5 separate regions of the Homo sapiens genome follow, and regions 2, 3, 4 and 5 are each linked to region 1. The links are chromatin contacts, found by Hi-C or POLR2A ChIA-PET in ENCODE. All regions are on one chromosome and are shown on one strand. Each heading gives the region's core, a stretch centred on a gene start or an enhancer-like site at or near the end of the contact. The rest is flanking DNA. Distances are from core to core; before and after follow the strand shown.

Region 1 (2,723 bases), core at 126-2,625:
GGAATGTAACGGCAGGTCTTCCGGCTGGAGCCAGGAGTGGCCTTTTGGCTGTAGAGTACTTTCAGTCTGTTCTGATAACCTGTGGCAACGGAGTGAGTCTAGACGCTGGGAAAATCAACACCTCCCTTGCCCTCAATCTTAGATAGGAAGAGGAGACAGATATCTGTGCTCAGCCCTGGAGATGAACTGACACCTCCCTCCAGGAACCAGGAACTTCGGGTCTTACCCTCTGGCGCATTTTGTGGTTTTCCACTGAGCCGAAGGATCTTGGCTTCCTCTACATCAAAACCGTTCAGGTTCAAAGCCCAGGCTTTCTGATGTTCCTGGCATAAAGGGTAGTGAAGGAGCAAGATGGTATTATCCAAAGAACAGTCAGGTCCCGTGCCTTAAGCCCCTCTGGGACACATACCTTCTTGGTGGGCGTCTGGCTGTTTTCAGGCTGGTTCTCCTTGCTCAGGAGGAAGCTGGCCACCTCCATCTGGGCAGCACTGCGATGGGGGATATAGCGGTCACCGCCAGGTTTGCTAGGAGTGGTCTGAACCTTGGAACTGGATTTGCCTGGGGCGGAGAAAGAGAAGACAGTCTGACCAGGCTCCCCAGGGAGAAAGTATGAAGGCTGCTCTCACTCAGTTCCTTTGGCACCTCACTGACCAGGAGTTCGGCCCGGAGTCCTGCCGGCGCTGTGGGATCGGTTGGCGGCCCGCATGGGTGAGGGGGCCGGGCCTGCGGCTTCCTTGGCTTTGCGCTGCCAGCGCGCAGGGGGTGCATTGGGGATGGGTGCATCCAGCTGAAGCAGCGAGTGCAGGTCACTCTCGAACGCGAACTGTGCCATGGGAGCGCCCGCAGGGGGAGGGGTCCTTGCAGTTGGTGCCTACGGAGCCCTGGAGGAAAGGAGGCGACGGTGCTCAGGGGACAGAAAGGGACCCCTTCGCTCCTGGCCGGCCACAAAATCAGGGCCACCCTCGGCTGCAGCCCCTTCCGGCCTAGCACCCCCTCCCCCTGGCCACGGCCCCACCTCGGCTCAGCCCCACCACCTCTCACCGTGCCCTCCGGAGCAGTTCCGACCGGCTTTAACACGCCTGGCTTACGCCTCTTAAACTCTCCGCTCCGAGCGCCTATTGGCTCCTTCAAAATCCAACCGTCGCAACCGTTGCCCTAGCCCATTGGCCTCTCCGGCGAAGGGGGCGGGCCTTCCGGGGAAAGTCTCAGCTATCACGAGAGTCTAGCGGCGGAGCGCGATTTGAAGGGTACGAGAGGGGCTGGGAGCCGGCGCCAGAGGACTAGTACTGGAAAGCCGGCCGGGACAGGGCGGGGCAGGGCGGGGCCGGGTGGGGCCTGCGCTGCCTCAGCGTCCTGGAGTCGTCTCGGTTCGCCCTTTTGCGTGCCTTCCACCGCCGCGAGCTCGGAATGTCTGGCCCCGGGTGCTTCAGGGTCCGAGAACCTGCAGAAGTTCACACTTAAATCCTACACGAGAGTCGTATTTATGATGCAGAACTCGGTGCAGAACCCGATGGAGTGCCCAAGGCGCTTGAGCCGTTCCTAGAAGGGGAAGGAGAGCCGCGGGCGGCAGCGGGGCAGGGGACGGAATTGGGAAGCTTGGGAGCAGGAAGAAGGCCAGAGCTACTTAGGGTACATTCCACTTTTGCTTGGCGCCGGGTAGGAACCCTGCTAGAAAGGAAGTAACGTGTGTTTGTCTCGTTTGCTGTTGTTTTACAAACAGGGAAAATGAGGTTGAAAAGGGTGAATGAATTCCTTAAGGTCAAGAAAAAGGATCGGTATTCAAACCTGCCTATCTGGAAGATAAGCTTAGACTGCCCTACAGGAGGCACTGTGGCTTATCCCCTTGGGGCTTTAAAGATGTGAGGACCTTAGAGATCCATTAGTCTAACCTGTGCGTGGTGCAGCCTCCCCACCCCGACAACAAATCCATATTTTACAGATGGAGAAACGGAGGCCCAGGGAAGGGATGTGCCCGAGGTCATACAAAGAAGTTTGTGGGAATCCAGGTCTGACTCGCACTCAATCTAGTGCTCTAATAATGACTTGAGTGAATTGTATGAATGTGCTCAGAGGTGGAGCAGCAATCATAAAAGTAATAATGGTACCATTTATGGACCATCTAACTACTGTGTTAAAACAATTTACAGGCCATGCGCGGTGGCTCACGCTTGTAATCCCAGCACTTTGGGAGGCCGAGGCGGGCAGATCACGAAGTCAGAAGATCGAGACCATCCTGGCTAACACGGTGAAACCCCGTCTTTACTAAAAATACAAAAAATTAGCCGGGCTTGGTGGCGGGCGCCTGTAGTTCCAGCTACTCGAGAGGCTGAGGCAGGAGAATGGCGTGAACCCGGGAGGCGGAGCTTGCAGTGAGCCGAGATCGAGCCACTGCACTCCAGCCTGGGCAACAGAGCGATACTCTGTCTGAAAAAAAAAAAAAAAGTTTACATACATTATCGAGTTCAATCCTTAATCCCATAAGGCAGATAGATACCCCATCTTCCCTTTACAGAAAAAAGAAACTGGGTCAGAAAGATTAGAAACTTGCCCAAAGGCATGCAGCCAATAATAAGTAGGGGAGCCCAGGATTCAAACTATCTGACTAATCCCTGCAATCTAAACAATACGCTATACTGTCCCAGAAAGAGGCTGGAAAAATCATTTTCAGTCATTAGCTTAAAGTCCACTCCGATGCTTACAGATAATGTTATTATCTTTGACTT
Region 2 (2,723 bases), core at 66-2,565, 1.0 Mb before region 1:
ACACTTAAGAGAGGCACTATAAATACAGATGGACTGACTGACCAACTGGGGTTAATGTGTAGGTAATAATAGGAGAATCTGTTCCAGCTCCAAGAGTTGGGGGATAGTGCCTCCACTTTACTGACCTCGGGATAAGTCTGTCCCTGCTGCTGGATATTCCCTCATTTGTTCGCAGACATTTATTGCGGGCCTTCTTTATACCTGCCCTATGCGGTGTATTACTGATACAACATGAACAATATGGAAAAAATGCTTTTCCTAAAGGACTTAAAACCCTGTGGGAGCGACAACAAGGAAACAGACAATTATAAGACAATATGATAAATGCTATAGGTCCACAGCAGAATCACCTAACCTATGACGTGGGTGGGATTAAGGAAGGCATTCCCTGATATGGGGATTACCAGGCACTCTCAGCTCAGGTGGAAACCGTTATGGTAAGGTCCGCTCTCAGAGGTGGTAGGGCCCAGAAATGACATCATCCTAAGTGTAAGTATGCAGACAGCACACAGAGGGGCTTGGTAACTGAAGCTGGGCCCAGAGGATGGGGTCCTGACCGATTGGGAAGCTGTCAAAGCCATCATTCCCAGCTCATAACCTGGGACCCATGACTACCCAGAAAGGCATAACCAGGATGAAGAAACACAGGTCTCTCCAGCTTACTGGAGAGACTGACTGGGGAAGCTCCTCACAGCTGAGGCCAGAAACCTTTTAAACAGAAGTTTCCTCTGAGTGGACCTGAACAAGCCAGTTCCCTCTTCCTTAGGACGGCCCTTCACAAATCTAAGCATTTTCCTCTTAGCTTAATCCCTCCTTGTCTCAGGTCTCCCCCAGGCCCACATCCGAAAGTAGATGACAATAATTACTTGTTGAATGAACGAATCATGAGGAGTCATGTAAATAGAATTCTGTCACGTTGTGAGCCCACATTCACCTTACGGGTATATTGGAGGGCGGGAAAACGGAGATGGGGGGCTCCACTAATGTGTGTCTGTGATCCTGGTTAGATCGCTGTAGGCCATAGAAAGTTTCATTTTAAAAAAATTCCTTTCACAGATCAGAAGTGATGTCCCCGTCCCCGTCTTCTCTTCTGAGTTTGTGCAACGTCAAAACTACAAGTCCCATAAGGCCGGCGGCCGGGAGTCACCATCTTGACATACCTTAGCGCGCATGTCGGCGGGAGAGCGAGCGTTTGGGGAGAAGAAGCCCCGCCTGACTGCAGCCCATTGGTCAAAGGGGTCGGCAGCGGGCTCAGCGGTTGGCCACAGCGCCCGCCCGTCCGCCGCGTCGGTCGGGGTCAGAGTGCGCGGAGGTGAGTCGGTGTGTTGTGGACTCGTGGTGCTGGCTGCCGCTGTTCAGGCGGCCGGGAACGGGCGGTGGGGAGCGGGCGGAGCTGGCCCTGCCTCTGCCTGGCCGGCGCCGCAGTCGGCGCGGGCCGCGCCCGCCGCCGCCAACTGCCCTGAGCGCTTGCTGAGGCCGAGGGAGACGTCGGGGCCTGCACCTGGAGGGAGCCTGCCGCGCTGGCCCCGAGGAGGGGGCGTTGCCATGGCGACAGCCTCTCCCGCTGCTGACGGGGGGCGGGGGCGGCCCTGGGAAGGAGGGCTGGTCTCCTGGCCCCCCGCCCCTCCCCTTACTCTCCCCTGGACTTGGATGGGCCCGAGTTGGGGGCAACACCCCGGGGTGGGTGATGCTGAATGGCCCCGCCAAGATTGGGCCCTGGTTAATGCATGCGGGGTGAGGGTCGCGGTGCGCAGAATTTATGCAACCTGGGGTGCTGGCCCATGTGCTTACCCTGGATGCTTACTTAATCTACTGAGTAATGTTCTGGCGGAGGGGGAGCGGGGCAGAGCTTTGCAAGACAGGATGGGTGAGTTTATTAAGGGGGTTGACTTACTGGGATTACTAGAGAAGAAAAAGGTTTGACTAGAGAGGCTAGAAATGGAGCATGGAGATTGTGGGTAGAACATTCCCTTGACCCTCTCGCCAACACATGCCCACACACCAGGTTAGCAGTTTACCTCTTTGTAAATCTGAAGCGGTGGTAGTAGTGATGGTGGAAGGAGTGAATAAGGGCCTAACCTGGCTAGCTTTCTGTTTGCCTGTCTTGCAAATGGTCCAGCAACAGGTGTTTTCTTAAAAAAAGCATGAACTTGGATTGAGGCTTGACTGCGAGTTCTTGCAAAATATAACTGCTCCTTGTTGACTTGGAAGATGCTGGATGTGGGGCCCCTCAATGGGGGTTTGGATTTTGTCCTTAGAGCTGGATTTTGCAACAAATAGTGCCCATCGTTGTGTCTGCGAGAGGTCTCTGGCCACTTCAATGGCATTTACTCTTGTCAGACATTTAATCAGTCTCCCAGCGGAAGGGCAGCAAAACATGAATCCTATTGGCTAAAAGAGTGTACGCTATTCAAACTATAGTAGGTTGTGAGTGGCTAAATGAGTTTTGATTGTAGAGTTTCTTCCAGAAATTGGCTTCATCAAATTCTGCTTTATTCTGACTTTATCATATACAGCATGCCTTGTTTTAGTGGGTTCTTGCTTGGAGCTTAGTTTATTATACCTGAATCTCCTACCATTTAAAAGCCAATTTATAAACAGGGACTTGGAGTGTGACTCCACTAATGTGTGTCTGTGATCCTGGTTAGAAACCCACTTGGCTGCCTTTTCCTCAGGAGGTGGGGGTTGGGGGAAGGGAGCTGCCGGGAAGTGATTGATAAGGT
Region 3 (2,723 bases), core at 150-2,649, 850 kb before region 1:
TGCCCTCCTCCGCTGCACGTCGCCAGTGGAAGAACATTGCTCCGTCCTTGCGGGCCGGGTTGGTGAATGGCATCCACTTCCAAGGCCGCACCTTCTTGGAGCCCAACTTGGCCTTCACTGTACGGTATCCCTGGCCAGTGTCACTGGGTAGCAGTGGGGGTGCATCCCTGGCAGGGAGGTTTAGGGAGATGCGAGGTTAGAATCAGAAGGTGTGTTAAAGAGCTTTTTGTCCCAGGGAGCTGATCTACCCTACCCTATAGCAAGAAAGTCATGTCCTGGAGCAAAAGACTTCAGGTCCTCCTGCATCCTGCTAAGCAAGCAGGAGCCCTTGCTGGGGAGGAGAAAATTGTTAGAGAAAACTAGGAGTTAGGGGCATGGCAGGTGAATCAGGGGCCAAAACCTGGGGGACTTGGGACTCCAATACTTGCTTCTTGTCAGAGTAGAGCAAGGCATAGACTTCCCGGTGCATGCCCTCGGGCCTCTTGAAAGTCAGTGTCTCAGAGGACTTCTTGGATTTTTTCTGAGGAAGGAAACCACAGAAAGGAACCACAACCTAGACCCTTTCCTGAAAATTCTTTAGTCCAGCTCAATCCCTGAACAAAGCAGCACCTACAGGGTCAATGACAGGCAAACTGACACACTGTAAAGGCACAGAAACCCACTCCCAGGAACACCATCCTACGCCCAAATCAGAGCAGTCCCCTCCCCATCCCACCAACTCTCAGACTGTTACAATGTCTTGATCTCTCCCCAACAATATCTTGCAAAAATCACACTTGCCTGGTCCTCTCAGCTCTTAGAGGTGTCATACCCTCTTGGTCCCACCATCTCCCACGATGTCCCATCTCCTCCCTCCCATCAAGGATGACACATATTCCCTGTCCTGTTATGTCACCCCTTTTATCGCCCAACTCACTGTAAGTGTAGCACCCATCCCTTGCCCGTTGTCACTCCTCCCCATCTTCACTCCCCTACCCTCCCCTAGTCAACGCTTTCAGGTGCCCCTGCTACCTTGTCCGGGTTGATAATGTCCTTCTTGCTGATGGTCCCAGAGGCTGCATCCCCTTCTGGACCCCCGAGTTCTAGAATGTCCCGTACATCCGCGCCCGTAGCCATCGCGCCTGAGAGATGGGGGAGCCACCGGAGGTCAAGGGTCAGTGCCTGAAGAAGGACCAGGCTCAGGTCAGGGGGCGGGGCCAATCCAGACCTAAGCGGAGGCGAGTTGAAGGGGCGGGCCAAGAGGAGAAGGGTGGTCCAGGTCAGGTCGGGGATCTGCCTGTGCCCCACCGCTTGGATGTTCCTAACGGCCCCTTCAGCCACCTGGGCCCTCGCACTTCCGCACCTGGGTCCGGCAGCTGCAGCCCCCACTACCACTCCCCCGTCCCCGCAAAGCCGCGGCAGAAACTTCCGGCGGTGCTCATTCGGAACGCGGCCGACAGAAACACTTCCGGTCGGTGTTGTAGGAAACGAAGCCGACTGGCAACCGAGGGTGAAAGCTACTGGCCGTGCTGAGCTTGCCACCCTTTGGTTCTCCCGCGAGCCTGTTTTCATTGGTGCACTGCCTGCTTTCTGGCATTTTCCCTCTACGATGCTCCGTTGCGTCTCAGGCAGTGAAGAGATACCAGAACTTTGTGACTTTGGGAAGTCACTTAATTTCTCTGGACCTTTTTCTTTATTTGCCGAATGGAAATTGTAATGGCACCTGTGTAAATGAAATACCAAGAATCCTTGTAAAACATTAGCACGGTGCGTGGGACATTTACTATTTTTTTATTAAATGAGTTAATGATTTGAATTGCCCCCTCTTCATTAAGTGCTAATATGTACTAGGCACTGTGCTAAGCTTGGAGGTGAAGAGATAAACTTCAAATTGTGATAAGCTTGAAGATGAAGAAATAAAGGCAGAGCTTCCTAGGGCGGCTGCCAAAATGGAGTAAGGTGTGGGCCCTCATTTGCACCTCCTCTGATGGAGATAGCTGTGGGTTGTGGCCTCGTGGGGATTTCCTGGAGGCCAGCTTCGTGGCACTTCACTAGTACAGGAGCTAGCTGCACTCTTTGGGCTACGAAGAAGCCCAAAACACAGCCCCAAGCAGGAACCAGCTTAGAAGTATCCCTCAAGGGAATAAACCTGGGGATCTTCCTGGAAAGAGAGAGACAGGAGGTCCTGAGGAAGGGCACAAGGGACAAGGAAAGCAGCTCCCAGCTTCAGCAGTCTGCAAACCAGCCTGTCAATTTGAAGGACACATAGCCTGTGGGATAGGGTGGGGCTTGTTAAGGCATTAAGAAGGCCAGACCCCAAGTCGAGACCTGCCAAAGATACCAGCAGGGACTAGAGGAGCAGACAGTTTGCGCAAGTTAGCTATAAGTGGTGTAGCCTGTTCTGGCCTGGAGAAGACAAGGGGATACAACAGCTGTAGCCACAAGCCTGACTAGTCCCCAAAACTTTGGAGAACTAGGCCTGGAGGTACAAACCTGTTCCTGGGTCTGATTCCTGGATGGATCCACTGAGCTCCAAACAGTTGCCGGAGGAAGTCACAGTCTTACAGCAGAAATTGTCCACAGGGTAAGGAAATGGTCCTTGGAGCCAGAAAGGGAGAGAGCAATTGGCTGCCTGAAACACTTGACCCTAGTTGTAGTTAATTAATTGTGTAATTACTTGTTTAATATATATCTCTAATAGACTCATTTCTGTGAAGACAGGGATCACAGTACATAAAGGAATG
Region 4 (2,723 bases), core at 128-2,627, 630 kb before region 1:
TCTCTAGGCCAGAGGAACAACCGCCTGCTGGACATGGCTTCCTTTCTTCCCTCTTCCTACAAAGCTCTTCTCTTTCATCTCCCTGAAAACTGCTCCTCATACTACAACACGCAGATCAAACCACTTTCTCCAGGAAGCTTTGCCTGTCCCCAGGCTAGGCAGGTGTTTCCTCTGGGTTTCAGTAGCCCTCATGGGCTGATAATCTCTATCACAAGTGGCGGTGGAAGTGCCCAGCCCGTGACTGGAATCTCCTGCATGGAGCCAGGTGCAACCCACCAGTGGGCTAGGGCCCTCTGCCAAGCAGGGACAGATCCCTCTCTCCTACCATCACCTTACCTGGGCCCACCACCTCTCATCTGGAATATCTCCTGTTCTGGCAAATCACACCTGGGCTCCTCCAAGGCAAAGTGCAGGACCCTGGGGCTATACTGGACCCAAGCTTGGGCCTGGTCCCTGCAGAAGGTGCACAGGAAGGAAGCTGAGAGGCTCCTTTCTGGAAACCACAGAAAAGGCAACCCTGGCTCCTTGTTAGGGGCAGCGCTAGCCCACCTGGTATCTAGGGAAAGGGCCCAGGCCTGAGGCTCCCACCTGCCCTCACAGATGGCTTTGTGGCGGAGACCCTGGAGCAACTGCCGGAGCTCCTGGCGCAAGAGGTCCTTTAGGAGAGGCGGTGGTGCCAGAAGAGAAGAGGGGTCAGAGATGGGGCGGGAGCTGGGGGCTTGAGAGGATCGAGCCTCTTGGAGCAGTGCCCGTAACATCGCCACCTGCAAGGAGAGCTGGGATACCTTGCGACTGGGGAGGGGAGTGTCCGGAATGGTGGGGGCTGGGGGAGTGAGGGAGAGGGCGGAGTCAAAGGGGAGACCAGGATAGGATCTCGGGAGTTACCCGGCAGGGCCAGGGACCCGCAGAGGTGGGAAATCACCCGAGTCGTGGGGCAGGCCAGGGGCGTGGCCCACCTTCCCTCTCCCCACCTCCGCCCGCAGCTCCAGGCTCAGGTCCACCGCCGCCTCCCCCAGAATCCTCTTCACTTCGCGTCGCTCCCGGAGCGGAACGTGCTCCTCCACCAGCTCCCACAGCGAGGGGGAGTGCCGGAGCATGACCCACCGACGCCGCCGTCCCCGGCTCGGACCTACGGGCCGCAGGTCAGAGTGCGGGAGGTACCGCGGGCCCGCCGGCAACGCTCACCAAACCCCGCCCCTCTATGGGCCCCGCCCTCTCCCAAGCCCCACCCGTGCTCTGCCGCTGGTCCCCTCGGCTGGGATTGCCCGTTCCGGAACTGCCAGTCCTTGGCGCTCTCTTCTGCCCGGCTTTTGGCCGACTCGGATGCCGGGGGCCCAGAAACCAGGCAGTGGGAACCAGGGCCCTAGCCCCACCTCTTCCGCGTGGCCATCACCCGGGAAACCACGCCGCGACTCTAGGGCCCCGCCCCCTCCCGTGTTTGGTCCGGCGGGCGGCGCGTGCCGGCTGGGAGTTCAGACTCACCTCGGCGCTCCACCGAGCCCTGACCCAAGCACTTTGGGCTCGGCCCTGGGCACCTTTAGGCCTCAGGGAACGTGTTAAGACCTGAGAAATCTGGGTCCACGGGTTTATTACTTCGTCGCCTCCACTGTCCCGGAAGCAGTGCAAGGACAAACTTCCCCTTAAGGCCAGTGAAAGCCTAGGGAGTGGCAGCGCTTGGAGAACCAGGATGGCCCGGGTCAGGTTTACTTGTTGGGCCAGGTTCCCCAAGTGCCCTTCCACCACAACACACTCAGGGTAACCACGTTCAGGGACCCGACCCCCACCCCCAAACAGACAAGGGAGCTGCTCCATTCACGTTTTTTACTAAAGCACCCACACAAGTTTCTGTGCAATGTACAAACACAAGCCGGCCCTGGGGCTCCTGCCTCCTCTCTCAGACAGGGAGGCGGGAACCAGACTTACTGATCCAAGCCCCACCTGCCTCCCATGCAAAGGCCAACCCCAAGATCCCAGGCAGCGACACAGCATCCCCTCTGGTCCCCTCCTGGGGCTGCTCCTCAGCAGGGGGCGCACCAAAGCTTGCCCCCTACAATGTTGAATGAAAAAGGTTTCCCCTCCCCTGGGAGCAAGGGGGTTCCCAAGAGCTGAGAATTCCCCCTGGAAGAGACACTGCCCCCTAGACATACCTCCCACCCTTCCAGGCCCTAGGGGACTCAAGGGGGGGAAACTGAGGCACAGAGAGGTGGAGTGACCTAGCCCAGGCCACTCTGCGAGGCAGTGCAGGGGCTGGCCCGACCCTGACAGTGACTGGGGCTGGGCTAGGGGGAGGGGGTCGGGAAGGAGGGTTGACTCCAAAGAGGGCCACACTTGAAGAGCCTGCCCAGGCAGGAGGCCCCCCAAAGTGGGTTCTGAAACTTCCAGGTGTAGCTAGGGGGCCTAGTGAAGACCCTTGGAAAACAGAGCCCAGTCTCAGTCCTGGAGGTCCTCCACAGAGCAGCTGCCAGCCAGGCTGTGGTCAGTCCTCTGGCAGGCAATCTTCGGCACCGAGAGCCTCTGTCCATTAGTGTCAGCCCCGAGGGGGCCACGACGGAGGCCGCCCAATGTCCACTGTGATATTGGTGAAGAGTGGTTGCCGAGACACCTCCAAGACCTGGTACCGCACTGACCCAATGCCGTCCCGCTTCATGGTCAGCTTCGTGTTTTGAATCTTGGTAAACCTAGATAGGATGGAAATGGTCCACATCAGGGCTAACAACTGTAAA
Region 5 (2,723 bases), core at 123-2,622, 590 kb after region 1:
AGTTTTGAATTAAAGGAGCTTTCTGCGTATCTGAATTTTTCTTAATTTTAAAAAAAAAAGGATTCGAAGGATTTCTAGGATCATTGAAAAAAAAAGAGATGTGAGGGAATTTGAGCACATTAAATAATTTTGGGCAAAGCAAAGACCCTGGAACATAATCAAGGCCAAATCTGATAGTGTATACAGGGATAAGGGGCCATGATAATCTTTAAAACAGCAGGACCCTCCATCTGTGGACACTGAAGAGGGTGTACAACTGGAAGTCTTGATAAGAGATAAGAAGGAATCTGGTTTTTCATTGAATAATGACAAAACTTTAGATCTTGGAGCTCTACTACTTCAAACCTTTCACTTCACAGATAAAATAGTTGAGGTCCAGAGAGAAGTAATCTGCCTTAAGTCGCACTGCAAGTTAGTATCAAAAGTGGGATTAATACTCATGTGTCCAAACTTCCAGTGTTTTTTCCATTATTTCACATTTCCTCCTTATTTGACTTATTTTGGCCATCCATATATAAACACTGGGCTTGGGAATACTGTGTTTAATGAGGACTAAACTTGGAGTCCTTGCCCTGCTAGAAGATGTTTAAACTCTCAGGTAACAAAGATCTTATGGGAAGCAGCTTAAAATAAGCGGACCTTGAAACTTCCCGAAGAACTTTTCTTTGTGTCAAATGGGAAGAATAACTCTGTACTGCCTACCTCACAAGGCTGTCCTAAGGTGCAAATGAAATAATGAACACTAAAGTGTTGTGTAAACCTTCCCACGAAGGAAGATTATGGGCACTCAAGTTGCAGTTAGAGGAACCTTTGGTCCCAGAAGGTCATTCGAATCAGGCCACCGACTCACAATGACAGTCGGCTTTACTCGTCTGTAAAATGGAGACAAGAGCAAATGCCACCCCCACCATAGGTGGTAGTGAGGTCTGAGCCGAAAGACGCAGAGTACAACGTGAACGAAGATGGTTATTCGCTGCCCCGGCCGCGCCTCCTCACCTTCTGCACCTGCTCTGCGAGCGCCACGAGGTCTAAGGGGTCCCCGGCCCGGTGGGTGTGGTAGGGGCTCACCAGGGCCAGGCCGCCGGGGGTCGGGGTGAGCTCCACCAGGGCTCCTGCGACACACACCCAGGAACACAAGCCGTGAGCTCCCGCCGTCGGCCTCCCGCGGAGCCCCGAGACCGGCTGCCTCGCGGGAGCTGACTTCCCCCTGCTGACTCCCGCCCCGCATACCTCCCTGGCCTGCAGCTGGCGGCGCTCCTTGCCTTTCAAGGACCCCCTCGGTCCGCCCCGGCGCGGCGGCGTCCTCCATGACAGCGCCTTATCCTCCCCACTCCCTGGGCTGTGCGAGTAGGAAGAGCCTGCGCATAAAGGCGCGTGGGCGGAGCTTCCGTCTTTCTTGTCTACTGGGCGTCAGTTCGACTGAGCAAGGCCTGAGCTCGGAGGCGGGGCTCCGGCTGACGCGCCGGGATTCGCTGAGGGCCGGTGGGGGGATCCGGGCTGACTGAAAGGAAAAGAGGCGGTGCAAGCCTCGTGGGCATGCGCCGCCCGGCTTGGAAGGTGGGGCTTCGCCCGGGGGCGGGCCTTCGCCGGGGGTAGGACTCCGGCCTTGGTGGCGGGTGGCTGGCGGTTCCGTTAGGTCTGAGGGAGCGATGGCGGTACGCGCGTTGAAGCTGCTGACCACACTGCTGGCTGTCGTGGCCGCTGCCTCCCAAGCCGAGGTCGAGTCCGAGGCAGGATGGGGCATGGTGACGCCTGATCTGCTCTTCGCCGAGGGGACCGCAGCCTACGCGCGCGGGGACTGGCCCGGGGTGGTCCTGAGCATGGAACGGGCGCTGCGCTCCCGGGCAGCCCTCCGCGCCCTTCGCCTGCGCTGCCGCACCCAGTGTGCCGCCGACTTCCCGTGGGAGCTGGACCCCGACTGGTCCCCCAGCCCGGCCCAGGCCTCGGGCGCCGCCGCCCTGCGCGACCTGAGCTTCTTCGGGGGCCTTCTGCGTCGCGCTGCCTGCCTGCGCCGCTGCCTCGGGCCGCCGGCCGCCCACTCGCTCAGCGAAGAGATGGAGCTGGAGTTCCGCAAGCGGAGCCCCTACAACTACCTGCAGGTCGCCTACTTCAAGGTGCAGACCTGCCTGGAACCAGGCGGCCGGGGTCCTTCTGGGGAGAGGAGTGTTGCAGGGGACCTGAGGAGCTTGGGGGATCGGGGAAGTGTCCGCAGGGAGGGGAAAGTGGCCTCCTGGCTGGGGAGCTCTCCTCGGAGCCGGGGAGAGCTGCTCCCTGGCAGGAGACCTTCCTCGCCCAGTTCGCATGGGCAGATGCTAACCCCAAAGGTCCAGCCTGGGGTTAGGGCACAGGCCAAGCAAAACTCATGGCCATTTTGTTCCCTGGGAAATCTCCTGGAAGGAATTAAAGCGGCAGTTTGGGTCTCCCATTCTGATGTCATTGTAAGTGTCCGAGTGAGAAGCTAGTAGCGGTCTACAATATCTCCCTTCCGGTTGGTTTTCCAGTGGTGCTTTTCCTGCTGTTTGATTCAGCAGCTCTCTTTCAGGATGTGAGGTTGCCACGTCGCCAGCAGGGGCTGCCTGGCCCTTTCTGTGTGTGTGTGGGGGCGGGGGGGGGACCCTCTGGCTAGTCTGCCAGGTTTACAAAGAAAATGAGTATTTTTCGGAATGCCAGAGTGCCATGTGTCCAAGTGTACACTTGGGCTTGGAGCGTTCCAGGCTTGTTTG

Evidence for each region. Hi-C counts contacts between places; a loop is a spot of excess contacts on that map. ChIA-PET counts read pairs that join two places held with the same protein, here RNA polymerase II (POLR2A). Pooled maps may share reads with other maps.
Region 2: a map of CD8-positive, alpha-beta T cell shows a loop between it and region 1 (18-fold over the local background). The contact joins the promoter of ERI3 here to the promoter of CDC20-DT in region 1. A Hi-C loop is called at or near these places in 1 of 168 maps with a recorded cell type or tissue (CD8-positive, alpha-beta T cell), 1 of 37 single-sample maps with no recorded cell type and 6 of 50 pooled maps.
Region 3: a loop to region 1 is called in a pooled map, with 6 times the contacts of the local background. The contact joins the promoter of DMAP1 here to the promoter of CDC20-DT in region 1. A Hi-C loop is called at or near these places in 2 of 168 maps with a recorded cell type or tissue (CD8-positive, alpha-beta T cell and naive thymus-derived CD4-positive, alpha-beta T cell), 1 of 37 single-sample maps with no recorded cell type and 7 of 50 pooled maps.
Region 4: a pooled map shows a loop between it and region 1 (11-fold over the local background). The contact joins the promoter of CCDC24 here to the promoter of CDC20-DT in region 1. A Hi-C loop is called at or near these places in 7 of 50 pooled maps.
Region 5: a map of CD4-positive, alpha-beta T cell shows a loop between it and region 1 (23-fold over the local background). The contact joins the promoter of C1orf50 here to the promoter of CDC20-DT in region 1. A Hi-C loop is called at or near these places in 3 of 168 maps with a recorded cell type or tissue (B cell and CD4-positive, alpha-beta T cell), 7 of 37 single-sample maps with no recorded cell type and 15 of 50 pooled maps. POLR2A ChIA-PET finds 5 or more read pairs at or near these places in 2 of 52 experiments (PC-9 and WTC11).

The regions. Positions count from the first base shown.
Region 1 is chr1:43,357,325-43,360,047 of GRCh38, reverse strand. It overlaps CDC20-DT (CDC20 divergent transcript), which reads left to right and starts at 1,375. Exons shown (of 4, transcript NR_183650.1): 1 at 1,375-1,498; 2 at 1,940-2,006; 3 at 2,148-2,245. CDC20 (cell division cycle 20) reads right to left here and starts at 1,067. Exons shown (of 11, transcript NM_001255.3): 1 at 1,042-1,067; 2 at 652-881; 3 at 410-558; 4 at 227-323; 5 at 1-79. The coding sequence starts at 832. RefSeq lists silencers at 879-1,028, 1,219-1,328 and enhancers at 771-1,279, 1,619-1,678, 1,790-2,298.
Region 2 is chr1:44,353,849-44,356,571 of GRCh38, reverse strand. ERI3 (ERI1 exoribonuclease family member 3) reads left to right here and starts at 1,315. Exons shown (of 9, transcript NM_024066.3): 1 at 1,315-1,680. The coding sequence starts at 1,546. RefSeq lists enhancers at 1,031-1,080, 981-1,481 and a silencer at 1,351-1,580.
Region 3 is chr1:44,212,147-44,214,869 of GRCh38, reverse strand. It overlaps DMAP1 (DNA methyltransferase 1 associated protein 1), which reads right to left and starts at 1,399. Exons shown (of 10, transcript NM_019100.5): 1 at 1,012-1,399; 2 at 429-520; 3 at 1-167. The coding sequence starts at 1,116. RefSeq lists enhancers at 1-53, 54-555, 1,321-1,560, 1,299-1,593 and a silencer at 1,991-2,090.
Region 4 is chr1:43,990,253-43,992,975 of GRCh38, reverse strand. CCDC24 (coiled-coil domain containing 24) reads right to left here and starts at 1,377. Exons shown (of 9, transcript NM_152499.4): 1 at 1,230-1,377; 2 at 972-1,129; 3 at 589-764; 4 at 337-453. The coding sequence starts at 1,097. B4GALT2 (beta-1,4-galactosyltransferase 2) reads right to left here. Exons shown (of 7, transcript NM_003780.5): 7 at 1,808-2,678. The coding sequence ends at 2,528. RefSeq lists silencers at 924-973, 1,114-1,223.
Region 5 is chr1:42,765,898-42,768,620 of GRCh38, reverse strand. It overlaps C1orf50 (chromosome 1 open reading frame 50), which reads right to left and starts at 1,372. Exons shown (of 5, transcript NM_024097.4): 1 at 1,231-1,372; 2 at 997-1,112. The coding sequence starts at 1,309. It overlaps P3H1 (prolyl 3-hydroxylase 1), which reads left to right and starts at 1,593. Exons shown (of 15, transcript NM_022356.4): 1 at 1,593-2,114. The coding sequence starts at 1,650. RefSeq lists silencers at 1,085-1,224, 1,845-1,954 and an enhancer at 2,215-2,334.